Linked DNA regions of Mus musculus: region 1 is linked to region 2. The links are chromatin loops, found by intact Hi-C in ENCODE. Cell type or tissue: gastrocnemius. All regions are shown on one strand. Links, peaks and the distances in the headings refer to the core of each region. The heading gives the core; the rest is flanking DNA. Region 1 holds the start of LOC102631979 (a long non-coding RNA gene). Region 2 overlaps Ddc (dopa decarboxylase).

Region 1 (5,386 bases), core at 179-5,178, 71 kb after region 2:
CAATTTTCCTAGGAAAATGATTTCTGGTTTCTAGCAAAGTCAGAGGCTTTTTTTTTTTTTTTGAATCATCAATATTCAAAAAATAAGCCCTTCCCCTTGCTGGTCACTGACTCTGCAGAAGGATCTTATCACCTTGGTCCATGTGCAGGGAAGGCACAGACTCATTCCTTGTAGCTAAAGGCTGGTGGTTCTTTCTACAAGATAAAATTTAAAGGTTCATGTTTGCAGTACTTTTTCAAGATAAGAGAGATCTGAGGCTATAGTAATCAGCTAGGCGTCTCAAATTTATAGAATTTATATAAGATATTTATAGTGTAGAGAAACACTAGGCTGGGATTTCACATGAGATTCCTGGGATGGTTTCCTGTCTCATTTTTAGCCAAGCACATGGTCGGCTCTAGGTCACGACTCCCTGCTGTGATTGCATCATTTGTTCAGAGTTGAACAGAGACATGAAGGTACTGTCACGTCGTCCAAGCAAGAGGATTATGCTCTGGCTCCAGAGGCTGTAATGCTCGGGGCTCTGAGCACTTAGTAACACCACCAATCAACTGTGACAGTCAGGGGCAGCCTTCACTTTTATCTTGGGCAATTTAGCACCATATTCAAAGTAGGCTCAGTGGGAACTGTTTTTATGTATTTTTATAATATGTAATATCTAATAAATACTTAAAATATGTAAAGTTTTTTTAATTCCTTCAAAAATTTCTAGATTAATTTGAGTTTTCTTTGTTCACTTTTTCAGGTCTTCTAAGATCAAGTAGGAAATGTGAATTCCCAAGAACGTGGGGGAAAATGCAAAATTTCCCAAACTATGGAATAAACATGTTTCCTAACCTACAGCCTTGTACTTGCTAGACAAATGCTGCACCACAGAACTATACCCCCAGCCCAAGCTAGTGGTTTTGCCTGGCTGCTTTTGGAAAACTCACAAGGGTACTCCTAATGAGATGGTATACGAATGTTCAGTTTCCTCAGGGGTGTTCTGCTACTTGGGATTTGCTGTGGCACCTTGCTTCAACAAAGGTCTTACATGTGAGTGATCTCAGATACAGATTCTATTCTTTTGACATTTTAGTTACTGACTCTGCAAAGTGGCCTTGCCCTTCTTGGGTCTTGGCTGCTGTTTGAGCAAGTCTCTGGTGGTCTGTTCTATTCCACAAGAGAAGAGGGTAAAATAAGCACCCACAGTGGCAGCTGTGGCGTTAGGTCTTGTATCAAATATAGGAAGCAGCTGCACTGTGCCTACATTTTCCTATGTGCTGAATTAATGTCACCACTGGTCTGAGAGGCTAGGGTCAGTGACACCAGCCTCCTCAGACAGATAGGGAACTGAGATGCTGCTGCTCTGAAGGGGCCACCAGCCCTGCCTTACTGCATGAGCCTGGGCTCACCCTCTACACACTGGGCTTGCCTCTTACAGAGGAGACAGGCAACCAGGCAGGGCCTCCCTGGAGAGATGTGAGTGAGTAGGAGGTCAGAGGAGAAAGGGGTGGTGCCAAGCAGAGGGTTTTATCTTTTGACACAGGATGAGCTGATATATCTTACGCTGGGCTGTCACGGGATACTGGCATTGTCTCTGTCTCACTGGGCATCCCCGTCTCATTTCTAGCTACAGTCCAGGGACTTCTCTAAACAGCCACAATTTGCCTCAAGCTGGGATCCCAGAACTCAAGTTAAACCTCGGCTAGATCTAGGTCTCCATACTTCAGATCTCAAAAGGCAGCAGAAAAGATGACACACCTAGCTGTGAAGGCACCGAAAGCAGGAGGACTAGTAAATGTATGGCTGAGGCCTTCGGGCAGAGGAGAGTCTACTCTGCACATAGTAGCCGGGATTAGATTTTCCCACTATACAGAGGTCTCGAGTGGCAGTGCATTCACAGAAGAGCAGGTTAAGCCTAGGCAGACCCCGGAGGTCATCAGTAAGCGCAGAAGTAGAATCCTGCTTAAGGCCATCAATTCAGTTCCAGAAAATTAATGTTTAAAATGAAGCAAAGAGAAAAGAACTGTTTGGAGTTGAGGCAGTATTTATGCACCATTAATGATGGGGCACAAAAAATTATGAGAGTAATTGTGTTTAAATAGCAAAGGGAAAAACATGCTCTAAGGAGTCAATGTGTGGTCTGCCATTGCTGAGCTTGTTATGAATTCAGAAAAGGTCCCATCTACAGCACTACCTAGCATGAATCAGACCTCCTCTCCTATAGCACTACCTAGCATGAATCAGACCTCCTCTCCTATAGCACTACCTAGCATGAATCAGACCTCCTCTCCCGAGTTCCCTTGATCCCCCCAATGTCTTAGAAGCTCTGCCCTTGAACAGTACAAGTCAGCAATGGCTATGTCTGGTGCTATGTCTGGTGTGTCAGCATACTCCAGATAGGACCTCAGTTTCCCTTGTCACCACTGCATGTGTTCAAGCCCCTGGTTCGCCTACTGAGGTGGAAAGGTTGTGTTTAATGACAGGCCCAACTTTGGTCACACTTGCTCTGCCTACAGAGATAGTGTCTAAGTTCCACAACAGGGAACAAGGTCAGGGCAGCTTCTGCTTTCTGCCCCAGATATCCTACTCCATGAAAGTTAAGTGTCCTCATGAAGGAAGCCAGCCAGGTTTGGTTTTCTGCAGCTAAATATATCCTGACAGTGGCTGAGACAACTTGGAAATGCATACAACCGGTAGCCATTTTAGTGCCATTGTCATGTGTAACTATGTCAGTCCTCAGTGAAATGGGGTCCCTCACACCCTTCCCAATTAAGGCTGTCCCACCAGGCTGCTGAGTACACAGACCTCCAGACAAACTGTACTCAGGGCAGTGTTTGTTGGATGGTAGCAAGCGGGATTTAGCTCACTTTACACTATCGGCATAGCCCCTGTACGGGATGACTTTCTTCAGTGGTGTAGCCATTAATAAGTTGCTCATGCTTGGTAAATAACCTTGACCCTCAGTAAAACTCAGTGGATCAGAACAAAACCAAAAAGGCTGGTGAGATGGCTCTGCATATCTGAGCACCTGGGTACTACTCTGATTTGAGCCATGGATCTATATGAGAGAAGAGAACTGAGTCCTTAATTAATTGCCCTTTGATGTCCATACTCACTGTACTGCATGTGTGCCCCCCACTAAATAAATAGATATTGATCAGAATATATAATTTACATGTATGATGTTATCAAAGAATAAATACACAATAAAACTAAAAACAGCCACAAAGAACAGCAGCCTTCCACAAGTGAGAAACACCTTCCCTGCTCTCACTGGTCCCAGTTGGCTTGAGGAATCTGACGACAAACACGCCAGTGCACTGTTCTCATGAAGAGCCAACTCTGATCCCAAGAAAAACACGAGCAGGCAAAATTCCCGGGTTTCCTTATTCTTACAAATTTGGACAATCGGTGGGGAGGAGGCTCATTTTCTTGCTAGCCAAGGCGAGGGCCAGACAGTACTTTTGTGGTCTACTTCAGGACAGGAAACTTGTAAACAACCTCGGGGACAAACCATGCACGATCATCAGGATCCTTACTCAAGGCAGAAGGTCACCAGGGAGGTAGACAGCCCAGATGCACTTCAGCATGTGACCCTGTGCAGAAGCCAGGACAGTGCTGGCTCCGAGACAAGGGACACTGACCTCACCTTCTAAGTCTGACAGTGCTGTAATTCGGGCGGCTCGAGAGGCACTCATGGGGAGCAGTGTTCCAAAGCCAGCAGAGTATTAGAAAAAAGCCTACTGCTGGAGAGCCTGGTGCTGTATGCCACTAGACTGCAGAGAATGGGACTGGCTGGCTCCGCCGTGTTAGAGAACAGCAGAGGTGGGCAAGTGGAAAAAAATGGGTCTAGTGGGAAAACACAGAATCTTCTAAATTGCAAGTTTTAAAGAGGCAGCTAAGGTAGCAGGAAGCCTGTGAGGACTCTAGGCCGAAACACTAGGTCAGACACAACTGTATGCTGACACCAGCCTCACTTTACTGTAGGTGACTGACATCTGTACTGACTTACAGCAGTAAGTGAGTGAGCACCACAGCAGCCCATGCGCTGCACAGAGCAGAGCCTCCATGTAAAGTCACTGTCTATGTTCTACTCCCTGCAGCAGGCAGGGTGTGGTATGCTGCTGAGCCCTGGGCCATCTTGTTCCTAGCTCACTGCTAAAGGGAGTTTGAGATGCCACGATTCCCCTGCTCATGTCTCTGATAAGCTGAATGGCTGTCACTGGGGAGTTTCTCACATGGGGGCAGTGACTAGCTCTCTACTTCATAGTACCACTTCAAATGAGAAACAAGTTTTAAAAGGGCAGTTATTATCTCCTGAGTCAAGTGGCCATTCTTTGGCCTTGAGCAGGCTGCATTTGAAGTCAAGACCTCAAGATGGAAGCTCTGATTGTATCCCATACTGAAGAGTGCCTGCACAGGAAGGCCCAGCGGTGTGCCATAGCAGAAAGGCTGATTGACCCGGATGACCTGGTCACACAACTTCTTTAAAAGAGCTAAAATCATCCTTAAACATCAAATCATTAATTAAAAAACAACAGCAGCAGCAAGAACAACAATAAATAACAACAACAACAACAAAACAATCAAAAGATTCTTTGAACACAGTGATGCATTCCTCAGTCTGGTGAGAGGCTAAAGACACTTGGGTGACAAGCCCGAGGACCTGAGTTCAATCCTCCAGGACCCGTATGGTGTAAAGAGAACTGACTTATGAAAATTGTTCTTTAATTTTTTTTTTGTTTTGTTTTTCGAGACATGGTTTCTCTGTGTAGCCCTGGCTGCCCTGGAACTCACTCTGTAGACCAGGCTGGCCTCGAACTCAGAAATTCACCTGCCTCTGCCTCCCAAGTGCTGGGATTAAAGGCGTGTGCCACCATGCCCAGCTGTTCTTTAATTATATATATGCATCATAGCACACATGTTGTCCTCAGGAATAAATAAATAAATAAATAAATAAATGATACATAAGTGCATAGTTAATGTTTTGTTTTTTGTTTTTGTTTTGTTTGTTTGTTTGTTTGTTTGTTTTTTTTTTTTTGCAAAATTACCCTGATACATTCCTAACTTAGTAAATTGAATTTTGGCCAACACATTAAAAGAACTCATGAAAAAAAAGTTCAGTATCAACCCAAAGAGGCTATCTTAGAACTTCTGTCCTTTTTCCACAAAGAAATGCATCATTGTGTTGTAGTCAGGGACCACTTACATGCTTGGCAGGTGGCTGGCTCGGAGGAGGAGGTAAGGAGCTAGGAGCAACCGAAGGAGGGCTCCCAGGGGCCGCACCAGTGAGCTCCGGAAATGGGTTGGGGATGGCCGGAAGAGATGCAGTTCTTAACTGCTGGTCTTCCTCCTGAAGGCGCCTATAAGGAAGGAGTCAAAAACTAGTTTGCCATCCTAG
Region 2 (5,386 bases), core at 187-5,186:
ATCAGAACCAGAGGCATACATGCACAGAGAATACATACAAACACTGACAGAAAACGTGTTATGTACAGAGAATGCACACATGTATAGAGAATGAACACACACATGTGTACAGCACACATAGACATACCGAGTATTCACACATGCAGAGAGAGCAGATTATGTACAGAAAACATATACACATAAACAGAGAGTGCACACATATGCATAGAGGGTACCCACACGTTTATAGATGTCATATCCATGTACAGAGTGCACACACACATGAACATAGTATACATACATGCAAAGAGAGCAGACACATGTACAAAAAGTATACACACACAAACAGCACACACATATGCATAGAGGGTACACACTTGTGTACATGGGGCACACACAAACAGATGGCACACACATGCAGAGTACACACACACATTAATAGAGACACATCCATATGCAGAGAGCACACACATGGATAGTCAATAAACACATGTAGAGAGCACACACACATGCATAGAAGGTACCCACCCATGCACAGAGGACACACACCTATGAACAGATAATGAACACACTCATGTACATAGAGCACACATATGCAGAAAGGCACACACACGCACACAGGAAACACACACACAGGTACACACAAATGTGAATGCATGTCTGTACATACATCAACACAAATGTATGCATGCAGTCACTGTGCTCATGTATATGCACACATAAAATGCACATGTATCCAGGCATATACATATACTGACATATACACAAACACAGATGCATATATAATATACACACAACATTGTTCAGAGTTGAGTCAGGAGTACAGTCCAAAGTCAGGAATTCTCCATGATGTGGCCCCAGCAGGATCTCTTCAAAGGCACCTTTGAGACAGTGGAAGTGGCTTCCAGGACAGTAGAATGCACAGAGCACAGGCACAGGCAGCTCCCTCCACTACCATTGCAAACAGCAGCCATATGCACAGTGGAGGAGGTAAGGAGATTAGGTCTATCTGCACAGATGGAGCACCCCAGCAACTGGGACCATCACCAGGGGTTGGGGAGGGAGCCTTGTTGAATGAGCAGGAGGCTGACAACACCTCCCCTTGCAACACACACACACACATACACACACACACACACACACACACACACACACACACACACCTTCCAGATAACCTAGAAAACTAGAGAAAGCCTCAGTGAGGTGGGGAAGGCTGTCATGAAGCCGAAACAATATGCCCATATTCTTATGAGGAAAAGGAGTCTCCAGCACCAATTTACAGATGGGAAAATAACACCTCAGAGAGATTGGGGTACTTACTGAAGATCACACAGCCGCAGACAGACATTTGAGGACATAGGCATGTTTAACCTAATTTAAATACTATTCAATGCAGACATATACGGAAGTACTACCTCCAAATTATATAAAATGTTTCTTTTTTCTTCTTCTTTTTTAAAAGATTTATTTATTATTATAAATAAGTACACTGTCGCTGTCTTCAGACACACACCAGAAGAGGGAGTCAGATCTCATTACAGATGGTCGTGAGCCACTATGTAGTTGTGGTTGCTGGGATTTGGACTCAGGACCTTTGGAAGAGCAGTCAGTGCTCTTACCTGCTGAGCCCTCTTGCCAGCCTGAATGATTCTATTAAAAAAAAAGAAATCAGTCAACAAAATAAGGCAGGTGATGGCATAGCCTGGGAAAAGGTTGGGGACACCTAGGCATCACAGGGGGATCGTGCTTGGTGAAAGTGAGCCTTCTGAGCTTTAAAGTAGTGTGTGGGTGTGTCTCAGGCTCATGTGTAGAAATTCTTATTGACATTTCTCAGGGAGTAAATTGCAGGTTGGACGGGCAAGAATGAGAATACATAGATGTAAGATTTTTTTTTTTTTTAAGATTAGAAAGGGAAAGACATGGGGTGACAGGGAAAGCCACTGAGGTCAGGCCAGCAGGTCCCAGATCTTGTACCGGGATCTGTTTTCAGCGCCTGGGAGGGGGAACTCACAGTTTTTGCATAACATCGAAGCAGACAGATCAGTGTTTACAACAGAAGCAAACCAAGAGGAACGGATCTAACAAGAGCCGGCAAAAGCTCTGCCGGGTTCTGGGGAGACACAAGGGAAGATGAGACTAAATGGAAATAAGCCAGCTTGGAGTAGGATCAGCCAGGGTTATAAATACTTGAATTCTTCTCTAACAGGTGAACAGACTCAGCGCCACTGTAATAAAAATCCAACACATGTTTCACTCTGAAATAGAAATGGAAAAGCAGAAGCCCAAGAAAGACCAGTGAAGTTCAGAGACGAAAGAGCATGGGAGTGCAAATAGCCTTGTGTGTACTTAAGCAGAATAAAGATTCCAGAAGGGGTGAAAAAAAAGGCCCCAGTGTGGAAAATTGACAGGTGCACATTGCAGACCAAAATGGAACGGGTGGGGTGCTAGATGCCACCACAACTGTGCTCTACTTGGAAGGACACAAAGCTGGATTCTCTCCTCACTCCATTCTGACCTGTAGGGGCAAGCTTCTAAAAGAAACCAAGACGCATGACTTTCATGATATTGGAGCAGAAGGATTTCCTAAACGATTTGCTTTTTCAGCTAGCCATAAAAGATAGACAGATTGGATTTTTTTTTTCTTACTAGTACTTCAAACTACAGAAGCTAGAAACTAGAGGGAAGCTTTGAGAAGCATCTTGCTAACTATGGGTGAGCAGTTTTGAAATAAATAAAAATTAAAATAAGAAAAAAGCTGGGTAGTGGTGGAACACACCTTTAATCCCAGCACTTGGCAAGTGGAGGCAGAAGGATCTCAGAGTTTGAGGCTAGCCTGGTCTACAGAATGTTCCAGGACAAGCGTTTGTGAGACATGGAATTCAGGATTCTCATGGGCATGTGAATATGTCTTTGTGGTTGGTAGTCAGAGAAAGGAACTGTTTATGATTAACAGATAGGGTTGAGTCAGCATGTTATAGGGCAACCCTTGTCCTGGCACTTATCTTTAAAGTTTTAATATCATGTTTATTAATTTAGGTGGATTTCCAGGTCAACAGTCATACCTTCTCAGAGTGTGCCAATTTGACTTTCTTCTGGTCTTTATGGGGGACCCAGATACATCTGGCTGTGGGGCTCTCACACACAGCAGCCACTGCTGTTGAACAAATAACTGCTCAATCTATTTTACAAGCTAAAATAGATTGTTTATAAACTGAAGCCTTTCCCCGTCAAAAACAATGCTAGTGTAAAACTATAATTGAACTATAATTGAAAACTATTATATATGAAGAAGGGAAAAAAAGTCTTTGTTTTCACTCCTTTGTAATAGTGATACACTTTTTACTTTTTAAGATGTGGCTACCAGAACACCTAAAATTTCAGATTACTCAGGCACCTGACCCCGAAAATTCTTACTCCTAAAGAATATTGAAAAACCTTTACTTTAGGACAATATTGATTAGAAGCAGTTAGCAAGTAACCTGGTCCTATTGACATTGAAAGGAATGCTCCTAACATTTTGCTATTAATTATAACTGGGAATTCAGTATTGGGTTTTCTTCTGTTCTTCTTCTTATAATAAATGCTTAAGTGAATCAACCTGGGAGATTTCAAAACTGTTGATGTGATGACTGACAGGTAGTTTGGATCTGGAGTGACCCAGAGGACATGGGACGAGCCCCAGACACCCCCCCCCCCCATTCCCCCCACAGTCCCACATCATAAATGGTGTTATTTGGAGGCGGTGGAAGCTTAAGGGTTGGATCTACCTGAACCTTGGTCACTGATAACATGAATGGGATATTGGGGCCGCAGTCTCTTCCTCTTTCTTTCACTTATACTTGACTATGATGTAAAGGGGTTAGATTTCAGGGATGCTCTGTTTGCTAGATGCAAGGTCCCATATATGAGTAGAGGATCCTCAACTGTGAATTTGCTGTGTGTCAGAAATGTTTTTAATATTACATCTCACTGAGCAAGCACGTGCTTCTTCTTGCCGTTATCCTGAACAGTATAGTACTGTGAAAAACACTTAATGTCAATCGGGAGCTTCTAGCCACCTTTGAGTATTGAGTTCTTGAATAAACGACACTCCGGGTCTTTAATTTATAACAAGCCTTAATCAGCACTAGAGCTGAGCAGATGTCTATCCTCTATGCTATTATGTTTATTTTCCTGTCAATAACCCCCCTATATGATTTACTGTGTTTTGTCTGGGCTGCTCGTAGCTCCAATTACCCACTCCTTGTGGCCATTATTTTTACATTCTTACCCCATCTCCCCTCTCTTCAACTTCCTTTCTCTCCTCGTGGTCTCCTCAGACCCCAAGCCCAGAAACCCCAAACCCTGCCTATGTCTCTTCTGCCCAGCTATTGGTTGTCGGCACCATTATTTAACCAATAGTTTTAAGTTAGGGAGCAAGGTCACATTGCACGTGTGGATTCTCTGCTTCCCAGGAGCAACCAGGCCTTGGAGGCGAGTATTTATCATTACAAAACTTATCAAAAGATCAAACCTCAACAGCAAGTCTAGTGGCAATTTTAGAATTTTGGTTTCTTTAAAATAACACAGAAATATTATAAGAATATGTTTTTGTTTTAATCTTAGATATAGGCTATCAGCTTGTTCACAGCAGCTAAGGTTTGCTTCCTGTTTTAAGCAGAAGTGTGATTTTTGCTAGCGGCAGATAGTTTCTAGGATTGTGTGACATTTGGAATTGTGGGGACTTTTCAGAAGGTATGTACATGTTAGGGCTCTGCTGGTAGGGTAGGTTGTTGTTTGTTGGTTGGTTTTGATAGTTCACAGTTTATTCATGTACAAAGAAGAAACAACAGGAAGAAATTAGATATCCTGAGGGCAAAGATCAAACTTTCCCCAAGGAGCTCAACCCAGCTAATCAGTTAGAGGTAGTATGTTGACCTATGGTTGCCCCTTTCCCTTCTATCCTTTTTTCTATCTTGTCTAGTATTCGGGAGCTGAAATGGTGGGGAAAGGGTGAAGAAGGGTAGAAGAAAAAGAACCCACAAAATAGCAAATTCTGGCTACTATAGAGTACTAACAACTGTTCACACTGTATTATATAATATCTAGACATGATTCACAGGTATGGGAAGCACTATCTGTTGAAAGCCAAACAGGCCACTTTAAAAAAATATTTATTGATTTTTTGTTTTGTTTTTGTTTTTGTTTTTTGTTTTTTGTTTTTTGTTTTTTTTTTTTGAGACAGGGTTTCTCTGTATAGCCCTGGCTGTCCTGGAGCTCACTTTGTAGACCAGGCTGGCCTCAAACTCAGAAATCTGCCTGCCTTTGCCTCCAGATTGCCACCACGTCCAGCTGATTTTTTTTTTTTTTTTTTATGTATATGAATACACTGGCCGGGCAGTGGTGGCGCACGTCTTTTATCCCAGCA

The links. Peaks named below come from ENCODE experiments on the same cell type or tissue, not always from the same donor. Only the 100,000 strongest peaks of a DNase experiment are listed, where the experiment ranks them.
Region 1: it touches region 2 in a loop (5-fold over the local background); 3 of 42 quality-filtered maps call a loop at or near these places.

What each region holds. Positions count from the first base shown.
Region 1 is chr11:11,962,338-11,967,723 of GRCm38, forward strand. It overlaps Grb10 (growth factor receptor bound protein 10), which reads right to left. Exons shown (of 17, transcript NM_010345.4): 4 at 5,195-5,348. It overlaps LOC102631979 (a long non-coding RNA gene), which reads right to left and starts at 5,188. Exons shown (of 2, transcript XR_381046.3): 1 at 2,216-5,188; 2 at 1-2,179. RefSeq lists an enhancer at 1-284. In gastrocnemius, for the core only: no CTCF peak of the experiment used is centred there; a DNase peak (open chromatin) is centred at 438; H3K4me3 peaks cover 640 bases; H3K27ac peaks cover 5,000 bases.
Region 2 is chr11:11,891,055-11,896,440 of GRCm38, forward strand. All of the region lies in intron 1 of Ddc (dopa decarboxylase), which reads right to left. Among named protein-coding and RNA genes, the nearest start is that of Ddc, 4.4 kb to the right of the region's middle. In gastrocnemius, for the core only: a CTCF peak has its summit at 2,501; no DNase peak of the experiment used is centred there; H3K4me3 peaks cover 1,209 bases; H3K27ac peaks cover 2,158 bases.